Regions from separate parts of the Mus musculus genome. Here region 2 is linked to region 1. Evidence: chromatin loops called from intact Hi-C (ENCODE). Cell type or tissue: left cerebral cortex. All regions are shown on one strand. Each heading gives the region's core, and the rest is flanking DNA. Links, peaks and the distances in the headings are about the cores only. Region 1 has its middle 37 kb from the start of Mturn. Region 2 has its middle 14 kb from the start of Znrf2.

Evidence for each region. A loop is a pair of places that touch in the nucleus more often than their neighbours do. Peaks named below come from ENCODE experiments on the same cell type or tissue, not always from the same donor. Only the 100,000 strongest peaks of a DNase experiment are listed, where the experiment ranks them.
Region 2: a loop joins it to region 1, with 2.9 times the contacts of the local background. A loop is called at or near these places in 5 of 42 quality-filtered maps.

Annotation. Positions count from the first base shown.
Region 1 is chr6:54,714,908-54,723,243 of GRCm38, forward strand. No RefSeq gene overlaps it. Among named protein-coding and RNA genes, the nearest start is that of Mturn, 37 kb to the left of the region's middle. In left cerebral cortex, for the core only: no CTCF peak of the experiment used is centred there; DNase peaks (open chromatin) are centred at 4,122, 4,832 and 5,819.
Region 2 is chr6:54,798,653-54,806,988 of GRCm38, forward strand. No RefSeq gene overlaps it. Among named protein-coding and RNA genes, the nearest start is that of Znrf2, 14 kb to the right of the region's middle. In left cerebral cortex, for the core only: no CTCF peak of the experiment used is centred there; a DNase peak (open chromatin) is centred at 3,940.

The DNA.
Region 1 (8,336 bases), core at 72-8,071:
AGCAAACAAAATAAACTAGACTCAGACAGAGCAAAACCATCTTTTCTTTTATATGCAGAATTTAGGTGTGTGTGTGTGTGTGTGTGTGTGTGTGTGTGTGTGAGAGAGAGAGAGAGAGAGAGAGAGAGAGAGAGAGAGAGAGAGAGAGAGGAAGAGAGAGGAAGAGAGAGAGAGAGAAGTAGAAAGGGGATTTATGGGAAAGATGAGATCTTAATGGAAGAAAGATGGGGGAGAGGGGAGACTTGGGAGGGAGAGGACCAACAAGAAAGGGCAAAGGAGGAGTAAGAGCAGAGTATGCTAACATCTGTTTGTGAGATGCTAACATCTGTTTGTGAGATGCTAAAATGAACCTGTTCTTTATGTTAGCTTTAAAAAAGTAAAAAGACAAGAAACACCTGAGCATGTGCCTGAAATCCCCGCATGCTGCTTGTTGAATCAGGAGGGCTGAGAGGCTAGCCTAGGTTATTTAAAGAACATAAAACCAGCCTGGACTGAAGTAGTGAGATGCTGGAGAGAGGGGGTAGGGAAAAGGAGAAGGAGAAGAAGCAGCAGAAGCAGGAGTAGATGGGGAGGGGGATAAGAAGAGAAAGAAAATTCTTCACCATGCTGCCTGTCAGCTGGATGGCACATGGCAGGATTTTTTGCAGTTTGAGGCTCCCAGGACACCCACATTACTAGCCCTTCCCTGTACTCTGCAATGGAAATGTGTAAGAGGGAAAGAATGAATGCTGTTGTATTCCAACTACCTCATGTCTTCGTTGTGTTAGCACCAGAGTGGCAAGCCAAGCAATCTAATAGTGGGGAAGATGGTGAAGCCCCTGGGACCAGGTGTTCTCAGTGGGGATGGGGTTGGGGGGAGGATGGCTCTCAGTGGCCTTTGCAGCTTTAACTTCTGGGCATTTGTAAACAGAGTTCACCACAGCTCCCCTGACAGCTGCAATCAGTTTTGCTTTCTTTCTCCTAAGCTGCAACCTCTCTCCACCTACCACCCCCACTTCCTGCTCTCCTTCACCCCCAGTTTAAACCAGTTCTGTATGGAGGGGTGGGTCTCTTGGTGGCAGAGCTAAACCTGATTTCTTACTTCCCCCTTCTTCAAAGACGACATTGCTAACCTCTTAAATACTTCCTGTAATTGATTATAAGAAGGGCCAAAAGAGAAAATACATGACTCGATTTTGAAAACCAAACTGGTGATGTTTTCTCTGGTAGGTAGGTTGGAAGCCTGTCTGCACACCCCACACCCCACAGACTTCTTTTTAAATCTGTTATCTAGAAGCAAGCTGAACCACCACCTAGCTAACTGCCAACAAGCCCACCTCACCCATCTATCTGCGAAGTTGGACTCTTCAGAATTTTTGCAACCCTTTGCTTAGCACAGCAAAAAATATCCCCCAGGGTATGGTTAAATCTTGCCCTAACCCTATGCTCTGAAACTCTGGAAGGACAAAACAAATTGACCACATTCTCTTGAAAAGCTCGATTTGGAGGCTGGAGTGGGCAACTGCAGATAAAAATTTTTGGCAAAAGCAGGCTAGAGAGGTGTTCAGAGAATAAAGGTACTTGCTACAAAGTCTGAGGAACTGAGTTTAACATTGGATTCCACAAGTAGACCACCACACACACACACACACACACACACACAGAGAGAGAGAGAGAGAGAGAGAGAGAGAGACAGAGACAGAGACAGAGACAGAGACAGAGACAGAGACAGAGACAGACAGACAGACAGAGAGGGAAAGAGAGAGAGAGAGAGATTAAAAATTAGAAATGGTTAGAGATAGCTCAGTGGTTCAGAGCACTTGTTCCTCTTGCAAAGGTCCCAGATTCAGTTCCAGCATCAATTTCGTGCCTCACAGAAATCCATAGTTCCAGGGAATTCAACATCCTCTTCTGGCCTCTGTGGGTAACATGCATGCATAGGTGCATAGGTACACATGTGGGCAAAATAACCAGTCAGACATGTAGAATAAAACAAAGAAATATTAAAAAGAGAACTTTTGATGAAGGCAAATAAATGCTCATCAGAAATGTGGCTCACTTTCCTGGAGGGTAGGTTCCTGACACTGCTGGGGAAGACCGTGGCTAGCAGGTTGGACAAAGAAGCTACTAGGACATACTGTAGCCCTGATCTAGGCTCCATTGTCACAATAACAGCATTCCCATGGATCTTCTGCACACACAGCCTCTTATTGGGCATCTCAGATGGCTGTAATTTAGAGCAGCAACATCAGGAGGTAGGGACTAGGGAATCTTTCTCTGGGGTCGGTGTCTCTGTCTTCCAATATCTGCACACTGACTGATGCTACCCTTTCCCAACTCAATCCTAGACCAAGCCTGGTAGGGAGAGTGAGTCAGAGCCAGACACAGGATCCTATCTCTCTGATTCTTGACTTCTTGGAGATTCCTGATTCAAGTGCTTCCCAAATATTCTCAGGCACTAAATCGTACAAGTTTTAGGGCTCTTCTTTGGGGGCACCTAGCCCCCTCCATCTCTACTAGTGATGCAAGACCCTAGACGGCATCTGAGTCACCTGTGTCCACAGAAGGACACAAGTATTGACGGGATCTTTGCTCGAGGCAGGTAACGTGAGGCAGTGACCAGAGTGTCAGTATCAGGGAAGGAGACATCCTAATGACAGCTTTTTTCAGATAATCTTGCTTCCAGCCTCACATAAAAGGACATGAGTTAGCCAGACATTGCTATATGATATGCAAAATCACCCTCTTCTCCAGCCATGTCACTGGGACCATGAACCCAGTATGTAAGCCTAGTGTGCCTGCCCGGCCCCCTCTGTAAACAGGCTCCCAGCCAGTCTATCTCCTGATCCAGCTTCCTGGAATGCTCAAAGGCCATAGGGTTTAATTCCATGCATCACAAAAATAAATCCATCATGCTCTATACCCAGAAATGGGATAAATGGATGCTGCAGTCTATCTGAACTGTGGTTGGTTATATGTTTGGACCCTGGCTTAATTAGCTTTTCTATTGTTGCAATAAGACAGCATGGTTAAAAGCAACTCATGGAGAAAAGGGTTTATTTCATCTTAGAGCTTGTACTTCATCATCCAAGGAAGTCAGGGCAGGAACTCAGGGTAGGATCCTGGAGGCAGGAGGTGATGCAGAGGTCAAGGAAGCGTGCCATTTACTGGCTTTCTCAGCCTGCTTTCTTGTAGCACCTAGAGTCACCTGCCCAGGAGTGGTACCACCCACTGTGAGTTAGGCCCTCCTAAATCTATCATTAATCAAAAGGATATTCCACAGACTTACCTACAAGCCAATCTTATGGAGGCCTTTTCTCAATTAAGATTCTCTCTTCCCAGATATCTACATTTGTGTCAAGTTGACAAAAACCAACCAGCACGGACCTCAAGGTGCTGAGTGGAAGCCTTAACCAGGGCAGAGGTAGGCTAAGGTCCCAGGGAACACAGTATAACCCTCAATACAGGAAATTTTTCACTGCAGATGCTGAGGGTCAACAGAGTTGGATGTTACAAGATGATTTAACTCTGACCAACAAAAGCTTGGGCCACTAATCAATACTATGAACCACCAGCAAGTCACAAGCATTAAGGCTCTTCAGACCCACTTGGAAAATATTTAGGTCATCTAGGTTTTGAGAAATCACTCAGGGTCCTGCACATTTCCACATACTCTAAGTGGTCAGCATGCTTATGGTCCACAGACCATACTTCAAGAAACCAGGCCACTCTCTAGATTCACAAGGCTACTCACTACATCAGCAAGGAGCCAAGTTCATCAAGAGACCACTGGGTCCAGGTCTGGCTAAAATGCCCTCCTAACTCTAACATTTCTTGTTTCACAAAGAGAAAATCCTTATAAAGATACCATAATTGTCTTCACTGACACTTTCAGGTTTGAGGTGTAAAAGGCACCCCTCTAAGCTAGCCTACACCATGGTAGAACTGACAGAAGCCAGGTTTGCCTAACTCTAAAGCCTGGCCTCTGATCACAGGATTCTGCTTTTCTGAGATAGGGGGAACAATAAGACCACATTTCGTTGGCAACAGGAAACGAAAGTATCGCAAGGGACAGAGAGCCTATGATTAGATCAGACGGCTCCCTGAGCTTCACACAGTGTCAGTAGGATCACTGCACAAACCAACTGGAGCAGCATTCAGAAGCGCACTGCAACATCCAAGTGAGTCACAAGGCATTCAGCTCTCATCTGCGTGTGGTCTATCTGCCCCGCCGGAGCATGCGCTGCAGGAAGCAAGCATTTTGTCCTACTATCCTGTTATCGCAGGGCTTAGCACAGTACTGGCTTTTAAGAAACCTTTGTGGGGGGCTGGTGAGATGGCTCAGCAGGTAAGAGCACCCGACTGCTCTTCCGAAGGTCCGGAGTTCAAATCCCAGCAACCACATGGTGGCTCACAACCATCTGTAAGGAGATCTGACTCCCTCTTCTGGAGTGTCTGAAGACAGCTACAGTGTACTTACATATAATCAATAAATAAATCTTTAAAAAAAAAAATTTAAAAAAAAAAAAAAAAAAAAAAAAGAAACCTTTGTGGGATGAATTAATGAATGAGTGAATGAATGCATTTCAATGCTTTCTCTCTCCCCGGGGATATGTGGAGCCTGCTTTGCTCCTGCTCATTTCACAAGAAGCAAGCACTAGAAGTCAAACAACCCCAGCCTCTGTGTGATCATCCAGGACAGAAGCTAAGCAGGCAGGAGCATCCAAAAGCTGTGTATCCTTCCACTCCTCCTGGCTGGTGGGCAAGAGCGCCTGCTGTGGCCCTGCTCCTGCTCCCCCCCCCCACCCCCCCCGCCCCCGCCTCCCCAGGAGAAGCCAAGCAGGCACAAAGCCACCTGCTGTCTGGAGCAGCTTGCAACAGCGAAGCGCCAGGCTGCCAACTCGTGTACACTCTGAGAGAACTTAGAAGCTTCCCTTGAGGCCGGCGGCCTTTGTGCCTTCCAGGCAGTAGTGAGGGGCAGGGAGGTACAGCCACTTAAACAAAGTTGCCTGTGTCTCTATGATCATGTCCAGCCTCAGTCACCTGTCCTCAGATTCACAGGAACCAGGAGTCCTCAGCCCTCTTTCCAAATACTCCCTTTTCCCAGAGTCCCCGAGAGAGCCGTGCCATCTGCCATCAGGTCCCACGACTTCACGAGTATCAAGGGGTGTTTTGGATGGATTCCGGAAGAGCTCACGGGGCCACCCCCAGCTCTGTTGGCACCACTGGCCTTGGAATCCTCTCTCTGCAGGACCATGTGCTCCTCAATGCTGTTTGCCTTCTCTGTGTTTACTTAATCCTAATGATTAGTCCTTTGCAGCATCTAGCCTCCTCCCTCCCTTTGCAGCTCACAGACACCTCCCCTTGCTAACTTGCAGGCCTGCTCTGTCCCGGTGACTGACTTCCCAGGCATGGTCACCTCCAACTGTACACTTAACCACACAGACACTACAGAGGACTGAATGGCCTTTCCAAGCTACTTCCAAGATGGGAACAGGGGTTTGGATTGGAGAAAAGATGTCAAGGAGCTCAGACCATTTCCCCCACTGCACGCAGGAGCAGGTTCTAACCAGGACCTCACTCTGTTTCTAGACACCAGCCTGCAGTCAGAGTCGACCTCTATAAAGACATGCCTGGAACAAATGTCCAAGATGGGTTTTGAGCCTAGAGTGATAAAGAGAATCAAATTCATTTTCTCGTCAGTCAACAAGATCTTCGACTTGGCTGAGAGTGCAGCCATGGATACTGGTCTATGATGAAGAGAACTCACTCTGTTGAGTTCCTAACAGATGCCAAAGGGTAAGATTGGAGTCTCTGGCAGAGAGGGCACTGTCTGTCACAAACAATGGAAGTGGCCTTGGCACAGTGTCAAATGAGCTGAGAGCAGCCGACACCAGCGTGTCCCTTTTGAGTGTTGCTTCCTGAGAGCGGTCTGCGTTTGAATTAGGGAAAATGAACAACAAAGGCTGTAGTTGTCTCTGTGGGAAATGGTCACAAGCTAGAACATACTTAGCTCTGACTTCTATACATTTAGGGCCAATGCGATTGCTAAAGGTGGAAGAATGGGGAGTAAGGGCCAGCACATGGCTGCAATAGTGGCCATATTGATCATGTGGCCTAATGGGCTGGTCCTTCTTTCCCACATGTCTAGCCAACCCTAGACTGCTAGGCCCTGGCCAGGAGCACTCCGGGGAGCGACATCATACAGCTGGATAGTTCAGGCAAAGCAGCAGGACTGTGCCTCTGTTAGGGTTGTGAACCTGGTTTCATTCCACAGCCTGTAGGTTTCTGTCCATTAATCAACCCTAACCATGCATGAGATGGCAGAGCAGCTCATCAACCAGGTGGGTGTACACTCTGAAGATGCACAGAACCAAGGATAAAGTCCTGTAGTGAGTTGTAGGGTACCAAGCCACTCAATGTCCCTAGGCCTCAGATTTCTCACAAGTAATTTACAATAACTAACTGCTGTGTGACAAAACTTTTCCTGGGGAGACACAACAAACACATCTGCTCACCCCAGGCAGGGAACCCGGGACTGAACAAAGTACAGATGCCACAAAGTCCAACCTGATGAACCAGTGAGTTCTGTTGGGGTTATGTCCAGGAATATGGATGAGGGATTAGTTATAAGAGCAGAAATGATTCAAAGATAGCTGTGTCACCAAGGTTCCATCGCAGCACCACTACATCTCACAAAGCTTGGAACCTACCCAGCTCGCATAGGTTGGAGTGCGTCCTTTCCAGGTGACTTAGTTGATCGAAACCTCTTCCAGTCAGGCCAGCTGGCTTCTGCTGCTTCCAAGCAGCTGGTCTGGCTTCAGAGTCTTCTTTGTAGCTCCGTTTGGCTGAGTGTGTCCCTTACAGTTCAGCTTCCTTCCATCTGAGGTGAGCTCTGAGCTTTGATTGCTCTGGCAAGGAGAGGCCCACTGCATCTGGTCAGCTTCAGGGACTTCCTGAAGCTATCTTGAAATGTTTACCTTCCTACTTAAGGAGTGTCCCTGAAGGATGGAATGTTTCAATCCAGGAGAAAACTATTACACAATGCTAACCCAATAGAAAAAAAAAAAAAAAAGATCCGGAGAGGCAACCATTGCACAGAAAATACAAATTTCCAATATGTGAAAATGTGTTCAGGCTCTCTGGCCACCAGGAAACATCAATATCTTATTCTTTCAAATTTGAGATTGAGGCTGTCAAGTGGTAGCACAGAGGTCCTGTCACATAGAACTGGTAGGAATGGTTCGGCTACACTGAAGGGCTGTTTGTGAGTCTCTGTCAGATCCTAAGTTCAAGCCCTTTGACCTCACCATCCCATTTCACAGAAGACATCCTAATGAAATAGCTGCACATATGATATGATATGATATGATATGATATGATATGATATGATATGAGTGGTTGTTGCTGTTTTGCTTATAGGGCCCTAAAGTAAAGGAAGAAAAGAACTAAAATACAACGGGCAAAAAAAGAAAAGAATGAGGGAGGAAAACAGTGGGGCAAGAAAAGGGGGGGAGTCAGAGCGTAGGGAGGAACATGCCCAGCGTGATGTATGTGCATGTAAGAAGGCTGCAATAAACAAAGGAAAGGGAAGTACAGACGGGAGAGAAGCTGTCTGTTTGTGCATAGTAAGATGGTTGGCAAGTAGGGGGTCAGTGGGTGCAGAGAGACCTCCAGGTTCTAATGCAGCTGCAATGCTGCTATCCATGGCCAGCCGGAGAGAATGAGCAGGACACAGTCCTTGCAGGGCGGTATCAGAACAGCACACATTTTTGTTTTCCTTAGGCAGGATAGAGTAGAAATCCAGCAGAGTGCACATCCAACGGTGCCCACTATGGAGCAGGAGAATAGCAAGAGGCAGAGGGTTCACATTTCACTCTCTACCCCAGATTCATAAATCTGTGGGTTTGCATTTCATTTCTATATGGTCATCTATCTTCTCAGGTCCTAAGAGGCTGTCAGCATGACACTGGGCATGGGGAGGCTGCAGCTCGAGCAGAGTCAGAAAGAAGTCCAGTGCAGACAGGGCATGCGACATTTCCAGTGCCCACCTGATGTCTCACACAAACTTACAGCCCACAGGTGCTGAATAGGGCTTGGGAGTCTGAAGCCTGAACACGTGGTGGGGGTTGGAGAATCCCAGTAGAAGACAAGGCTGGACTTCAGGACAAAGATGCCTCATAAAAGTGGGTGAAGCGCAGAGATAAGTATAGTGGACACCCAAGGCCTAGGTTCCAGTGCTCTTTCAGCGGCTGGGTGTCTGTATGAACTAACCCTAAACAAGTTTGAGATTCAAGCTGATTGCCCCATCTACTGATATCTCGTTAAAGCTCCCTCATCTTATTCTCGGCCTTGCT
Region 2 (8,336 bases), core at 8-8,007, 84 kb after region 1:
AGCATTTTTCTGTTTAGTTTTGTCTGTATGGCCTGTCTATTGGTGAGAATGGCTTACGGATAGTCTGATTATTACAACAATAGTTTCATGATATGAAGAGTTCAAGAATCTAGTAGTTGTTCAGCCCACAAGGCTAGACTTTTACCTGGTCTTAAGTATATGCCAGAATCTTGAAGTAGGCTCTAATACCAGTGAATGAATATAGTAAGAGTTGGGGCAAGAAGGCAAAGTAAAAGCACTTCATTCTTCCATGTGCTTTATATAAGCTACCACCAGAAGGTGCAATCCAGATTTAAAAGATCAAGTAACACATAAAAGTAGACTCATTAGAATAATACATAACTTCTCAATAGAGACCCTGAAAGCCATAATGGCCTGGATGGATGGCCTACAAACTCTAAGAGATCACAGATGCCAGCTGAAACTATTATACCCAGCTAAACTATCCATCACAGTTGCCAGAGAAAGAAAAACATCCCATGATAAAACCAAATTCAAGGTGGGTCTTCTTGCCTCAAAAGATCCACATTTAGCATCCTAATCCATCTCCTTCACATGATTTAATTAAGAAAATTTTCTTAAATGTGTACTTAGCCTCTAAGGTTTTAGTTCATTTCAGATGAAGTCAAGTTGACAACCAAAAATAACAACCACACCCACTATCATGGTGTAAGGGTGACTATTCTATTTTTATGCTATAGTGATGTTTCCTTTATAAACTTTGTTGTCCTTGTATTTGGTGTATAAAAGTTTAGACTGGCAATATCCTCTTGGTAGATATTTCCTTTGATAAGTATGCAATCTCCTTCCATACCTCTTTTGATCATTTTTAGTTTGAAGTCTATTTTCTCAGATATTAAAATGGCTACCTACTTGCTACTTGGGTTCATTTGCTTTTTTTTTTTTTTTTTTTTTTTTTTTTTACCTTGCACCCTGAGGTATTTTCTATCCTTGAGGATGATGTGTATTTCTTGGATGCAGAGGAAAGATGGATCCTATTTTCTAATCTAGTCTTTTTCTCTTTGTCTCTTATTGGGAGTTATCAACAAACAGAAATTGTGTTCATTGATTCTTGTTATTTTGTTGTTATGATATGGACATAGCCCCATTTTTGACTTATTGGTCTGGGATTGTTTGTTCCTTACATTTTTTGGGGTATGGTTGGCCTCTTCTGGCTAAAGTTTTCCTACAAGTACCCTTTGAAGAGTTGTATTGGTAGATAGCTATTGTTTGAAATTTGGTTTGATTATGGGATGTTTTTCTTTCTCTCTGGAAACCATGATTGATAGTTTTGTTAGGTACAGTAGTATGGGCTGGCATCTATGATCTCTTAGAATTTGTATAACACCCATCTAGGCCATTCTGGCTTTCAAGGTCTCCATTGAGAAGTCAGGTGTTATTCTAATGAGGCTACTCTTATGTATTATTTGGTCTTTTTCTCCTTGCAGCTATTACTATTCGTTCTTTGCTGTGTACATTTAATGTCTTGATTATTATGTGTAATGGGAAATTTCTTTTCTGGACCTCTCTATTCAGTGTTCTGTATGCTTCTTATACCCTGGTAGGCACCTCCTTCTTTAGGTTAGGAAAATTTTCTTCTATGCTTTTGTTAAAAAAATATATATATATTTCCTGTGCTACTGACCTGGATTTCTTCTACTTCCTCTGTCCCTATTCATAGATTTGGTCTTTTCATGGTATCCAAGATTTTTCTGGATGTTTTGTGCCTATATTTTATTAGATTTAACAATTTTTGGTTGAGGTACTGTTTCTTCTGCTTTGTCTTCAACATCTGGGATTCTCTCTTTCATGTCTTGTAATTTGTTGGTGAGGCTTGCCTCTGAGGTTTTTTGTTTGACGTCCTAAATTTTTCACTTCCAGTTTAATTTCAGTTTGGTTTTCTGTAATGATTTCAGTTTTTGTTAAATTCTCCTTTATGTCTTGAATTTTTTTCATTTTAGACAATTGTTTCTTTATGTTTCAGTTTTCACTAAGAGATTTATTCATATTCTCTTTCATGTCCATGAATATATTCATAATTGCTATTTTGAAGTCCTTGTCTTACATTGCTCAGGGCCTACTATAGTAGGGTTACTGGTCTCTAGTAGAATAAAATTGTCTTAGTTGTTGAGTTTGTGTTTTTGCTTTGGGGTGTAGGTATCTGGAGTTAGGATGATTGAGGTGTTTGTAGGTTTTGGTATCTGGTCTTGTCTTTGCCATGTTGGTGACTCAGTTTTTGGTTGCTTTTGCTCTCTTAGGATCTTAAGCAGTAAGTGTATCAACTGTGAGTTCATGGCAGAGAGTACTTCTACATGTCTGTGGGTGTCTGAGAGAAATAAAGATGGGCTAGGGAGAAAAGAGTGTTAAGGGCCATGGGAAAGAGCTAGGGAGATACAGTCCACACTAAGAGGTAGAGTTCCTAGGTAGTGGAGATATGGTTATAGGAGGGGGCTCCTGAAAGTAAGCTGCAATAAGATAAACAAAATTTCTGGAGAGACAAGGATGATAGGGCTAGAGTATCCCTGTGTCTGTACAAGGTGGAGTCTCAAGTGATTGGAGTTGGGGTAGGAGAAGAGGTACCTGCAAGCAGGTGAGACTAGAGAGGTTGTAATGGAAGACAGGAAGGATAATGAAGATCACCAACCTGACTCCCAGCCTAGTGTTGCCACTGGGATTCTGTGGTTTAAAAAAAAAAAAAAGGTTTTTGATTATTGCCACAAGCTCATACAAAGGAAAGGAGATGAGCTACAAGGGACGTCTGAGAGGTTCCATGGAAAAGGGCTAAGCTGGGTCAGCACCAAGAGGCAGAGTCTCCAGAGTATGAAATCTTATTTTTTTTTCTACGACAGGTTCTCACTGTGTAGTCCTGGCTTTCTTGGAATTTACTCTGAAGACCAGACTAACCTCAAACTAATGGAGATCCACCTGCCTCTGCCTCTGCCTCTGCCTCCTGAGTGTTGGGATTAAAGGTGTGTGCCACTGTGCCTGGCTTTGTAAACTTCTTTTAGTTGATGTTTTAGACGGTTTAATAGCTATCATCATAAGAGATTCAACTTCCAACACTCATGTGCATTATATATCTGTGGTGGCTTGAATGAGAATGGTCTCCATGGAATCCTATGTTTGAATACTTGGTCCCTCACTGCTGGAACCGTCTAGAAAGATTAGGATGTATGATCCTGTTGCAAGAGGTATGCCACTGTAGGCCAGCTTGCTCTGATGTTTTAAAAGCCTCATGCCATTTCAGCTAGTTCTCTCTGCTTTCTGTTTGTGGATCAAGCTTTGTGCTCTCAGCTGCTGCTCAGCACCACGCCTGCCTGCCTGCCTGCATGCCTGCCTGCCTGCATGCCTGCCTGCCTGCATGCCTGCCTGCCTGCATGCCTGCCTGCCACCATGCTCCCCACCATGACGGTGGTGGACTCTTATCCCTCTGGAACTGAAAGCTCCAAATAAACTCTTCCTTCTATAAGTTGCTTTTATGGTGTTTTTATTACAGCGACAGAAAAGTGATTGATAATATTCAAGTGTCTTAACTGGACTTCTGTCAGGTTATATGGGAAAGCAAGTCAAGACATCCAGACTTAGGGCTTGAAAACACTCTGTGTAATCATTTCACACAGGCTCAGCAGTTATGACTGTGAAAACTACTCCAAGTTCATCTCGCAAAACTGTGAAAGGGAGACCCAGGTGACCTGGGACAGGTTCTGCTGCCTTTCCTTTCATTTTCTGACTGCATGTTCACACAAGACAAAAGTAAACAGTATGAGCAAACTGAAGTTGGGAACTTTGCATTCCCGCTAGGCGTTGGAAACTCCCTCCCCTGCCTATCACTGGGACCTCTGAAAAGATGGTCCTAATTGTCTCGTTCCCATGCTGCAGGCTGTTTTACCTCTCCAACTCGGGGGAAAGAAGAGTCTTTCCTTTCCAAGTGACAGATGGTCTCCTCCGCCTGGTTTTGCTGCTTGCCAGCATTCATCATTCTGTACCCTTTGGCTACTTTTGACAGTCTTGAACGACTGAACTGATCGTCATCTCTAAAATGTCCTTATGCTATTGCCTTCTGGGATATATTCACTCTTGTTTTTTTTCCTCCGATGCTGACTGTACCTAGACCTTCCCTGACTCCTCCCACCAGCTATTTGCCACTTCTGGAAGTCCTCCTTGTCTTCTGGGTGTTCTGTCTTTTCCAGTGGTGATCTCTGTACCATCTACCTAGCAGCATGCTGGCCCTCAGCTGTGTCTCTGATCTCCACTTGTGAACTGCACACTCCTAGTTCTGACCTCCCAATTCTGAGTTTTACACTTAGGGTTAGAACTGCCTACTCATACCAGCATGGAGATTTAGCAGTATCTATAACCAAACATGCCCGACAAGAGTCATTTCTCCTCTTTTTTTTCCCCAAGTCTTCATATTACCCTCAGCCTGGAGATCCGGAGTCATTGTTAGTAACCTGTGATGATTTGAATGGTAATGACCCCACAGGCTCATATAGTTGACACTTGGTCTCCACTCGGTAGAACTGTTTTGGAAGTATTAACAGATGTGGAAGAAGTCTCTTTCTTCTACTGGTACAGCAATAGAGAGGTAACTAGGAAACTATTTCTCTTCAGTGTGCCTCCACGTCCAATCTATCCTACTCTGGCAGAATCTTTTCTGTGCCTTCTTCCTCTCCATTACTTGCCTTCTTAGCTACCTCTGGGTCTGTGGGCATCCCCACCCCCTTTCTAACAGAAATGCTCTCAGAATCTCCTCTATGATAGATCTGTTCAGGGTCTGCACTTAGAAGTTTCCAAAACCTCTGGTCCCTTCTGGCCTTCGAATGTTGTATTTCCTTCTAGATGATTTATCCTGGCAGGCATACCAACTCATTCTCCAAAGTGGCCTGGGTAAATGATGCTTTATGTGGTAGCACTGGTTGCTTTCATTAACTCAACACAAACTTAGACATATCGGGGGAAGAGAAAGTTCAAATAAGAACCCCACCCCCACCCCATTAAATTGCTTGTAGCCGAGTCTATGGGGTATTTTCTTAATGAGCAAATAATGTGGGAGGGCCCAGTCCAAAGTGGGTAGTGCTAACCCTTGGGAAGCTGGTCCTGCATGATAAAAAGAGATCAGACAGAGCAAGCCATGAGGAACAAGTCCATAACAGCATTCCTCTATGGGTTCTGCTTTCCTTCCCGCTTCCGGGTCCCTGCCTTGACTTCCCTCCAAGATGGAGTGTGACCTGAGAGTTGTAAGGCAAAATAAAATTTTCTTCCCCAACTGCTTTCGTCACAGTCTTTATCATGACCATAGAAACCTAGAACAGTGGTCATCCTCTCATGGCTGTCAGGGAAAAGCCAGATTTACCTGTCTTACAGTATGGCCTCTGCTACCTGCTACCCCTTCCTCCTATAATTCATGTCTTCCTCTCATCCTGAAGGCTTTCTGCCATTTCCCACCGCTCAAATCCATACTCTTCCATGCTAAGCCAAATCGTCTCTCTTCCGTGGACCTGCATATCCTATCTGCTGCCCTCCCCATCTGCAAAGAGGAGCCTTTCTCCTCCCTCTCCCCGCTACCCCTGCACACACACCTGTAGCAATTTCTCTAGATCTCTCTCACATCTCTCAGTGTGACTGTGGTACAACACCTGGCACACTGCATGTCCCCAAAGTGTCTTTTAAAGGGGGCTTTGACGCAGCAGGAAGTCAAGAGTATTTCCAGCTGGCTCTGATCAGAAGGAAAAACTTTTACCTTTCATGTGGGATCTGCTCGAGAAAAATGTAACATGTCAGAGCCAAATCTATTTCTTCCTCATCTGTGGACTAATAAAGAGAAAAATTGCGACTGCCCAATCCTGCCCCCGTGAACTCAGTAGAGTAATAAGAACACGCCCTGCTGTTGAAATGCCGTGGTGAAATAAGAGTGATGTATACATTCTATCCCCTGCCATCCGTCTTCCCAGCCCAGGGCCCATGTGGGGCAAAGGAAACACAAACTTCTGGGATCCGACAGATGGCTGAATACAGCTGTGGCTCGCTCCCTCCCTCCCTCCCTCCCTTCCCTTGCTCCCCTCGGATTGTCAGTGGCATGCTGTATAAGCCTGGGTGAGGGCAAACAACGGCCACATCAGAAGTACTGAGTGCGCTACTGCCCACCCTGGGAGTCCCAGCGGCAGCCTGACACCCACTCTGCTTGCGGAGTCAAGGCAGGGGATTGTTTGGAGGGTACAGTCTAGGTGACTGGTAGGGTGAAGAGGCGCTCTTCAACCTGGCCAGGGTGATGCTGAGCTATATGGTGAAGAAAGGGTTCTATGTTCATTAAATAAGTTTGATAGCGTCGTTATGGTTGTGCAAACCTGTAGACACAGCACGAAGAGGTCCATATCGGAGGATCATAAACTAGAGACTGGCTTGGGCCACAAAGTGAGACTCATAGTAAAAGGTCATAGAGCTTTGGGCTGTATGGCATTATAGAGTTCACCTCTCGAATATAGAGGGCTGGGGTAGCTCGGCGGTGAAATGTTTGCCAAAAGTAGCCAAAACCTTGTGCTCAGTCCCAGCAAACCTTCCCACCCAGAGCTGCCATGAATCTAATGACCCTCAAATGTTTGTGGGCCCTAACTCACACTAGGTTTCAAAATATATATTGTATATGAAACAATATCTTCGACAAATGGAAAGCACTTTTAAACTGTCTAGTGTTTCAAAAACTATTCTTATTAATACACACATATAGGTATATGTATTTGTATACATATACGTAGAGAGGGGGACATATATAATGTATATGTATGTATATGTATACTGGTCATGCATGACTTGATGGTTTTCCAGACTCACTAATGGGATAGAACCTTTAGTTTGAAAGAATTTGACCTCTGTCCTTTGTTGTTGTTGTTGTTATTTTCCCCTTAAGGAAGCAGTGACCCAGAATAATGAGATGACTTTGCCTAGAAAAGCAAAGAGACATTTAAATTCTAGCTTGAGGGATGGGCGTTAGAGATATTGAATCCTTATGCTAGGTCTGGTGGTTTATGTGTATAAGCACAGTTGGGAAACTGAGGCAGGAGAATTGCCATAAGAACAAGGCTAGCTTAGGCTACATAGCAAGACTTTGTTTCGAAAACACAGACCCCATTGATCCTTGGACATTTTAGGACTGGCCTTCTCCAGGCGTCCCTTTGTTTAGGAAGATGATGAATTCTTAGCGAGTGAGGACTCCAGGACTTTTCTAGCTCCACCAACACATGCTGAATGTTTGGCTGCTTCTGAGTAGGAATTCTCAGCTAAGCTAGGCTTGGGCATAGGTAATGCCACCTGAGGGAAGGAGAGGGCCCGGTAGAACTGCGTAGGGTTTTGGTCTGATACGTGTATCTCCCAGCCTTTCTGCCAAGCAGTTCTCCTTTTGGAAGCCACAGTTGCAGCTGACAAGTTGCTGGTGGGGTGTAGTCTAGCACTGCAGTGTGATACAGCAAAAGAAGCCAAAGGCAGGGAGTATTGGCATTTTGTGTAATGGTTTCATACTGTCTGGATTTCATAAATCAGGACAAATTAAAAAACAGTTTAGAAATCAATATCAGATTGTCAATTTTTCCTTGTCCCATGTAAGAAAATACTTGAAAAAGGAGGAGGAGGGAAGGTGGTGGTGTTGGTGGTGGCAGCGGCAGGGATCACCAACACCTCTACCCAGTCTATTACCAATCATGAAAAAGAAAATATGTCATCCTGGATGATAGGTAATTTCAAACACTGACTAAGTCTAGCACTTTATATATCACAACTACCATGCTGTCCTCATTTTCCTGGGAACACACTTCATTACAGATGTGCTGGTGTGTAAACCAGTCTTTGGAATTACTGCTCAGATAGATCTAAACTCCTTCCCGAGGCTATTCACCCTCAAATGAGGAAATCTGAATGTTTTCTGCTTCGCTCAACATGAAGGATAATTGTTTTAAGTCATTTAAAAAAAACCATTAAGTGGTTTGGAAAATTATGCACAAGCCATTAGCTAGATTATACTAAATATAAAAAGCAAGGCAGCTCCTATTATCTGGTTTATCAAGCCAGTGCCCCTTGTCTACTAATCACTGCTGTTCTAGAATTGGTCACTGAAGGCAGGGGATACTTGCTTCTCTCCTCAGGAGGGCATTAGAGGTATTGGACTGGCTTCCCCAAACCCTTTCTTCCTCAAAAGCACCTATGTGTCAAGCTACATTCATTGTATGCATAGTAGGGCCTTGTGTTTTCATTTAGTTAGTTTTGAGATAGTGTGTGTGTGTGTGTGTGTGTGTGTGTGTATGTATGTGTGTGTGTGTGTGTGTTGGTGGAGGTGATCTTGAACTCCT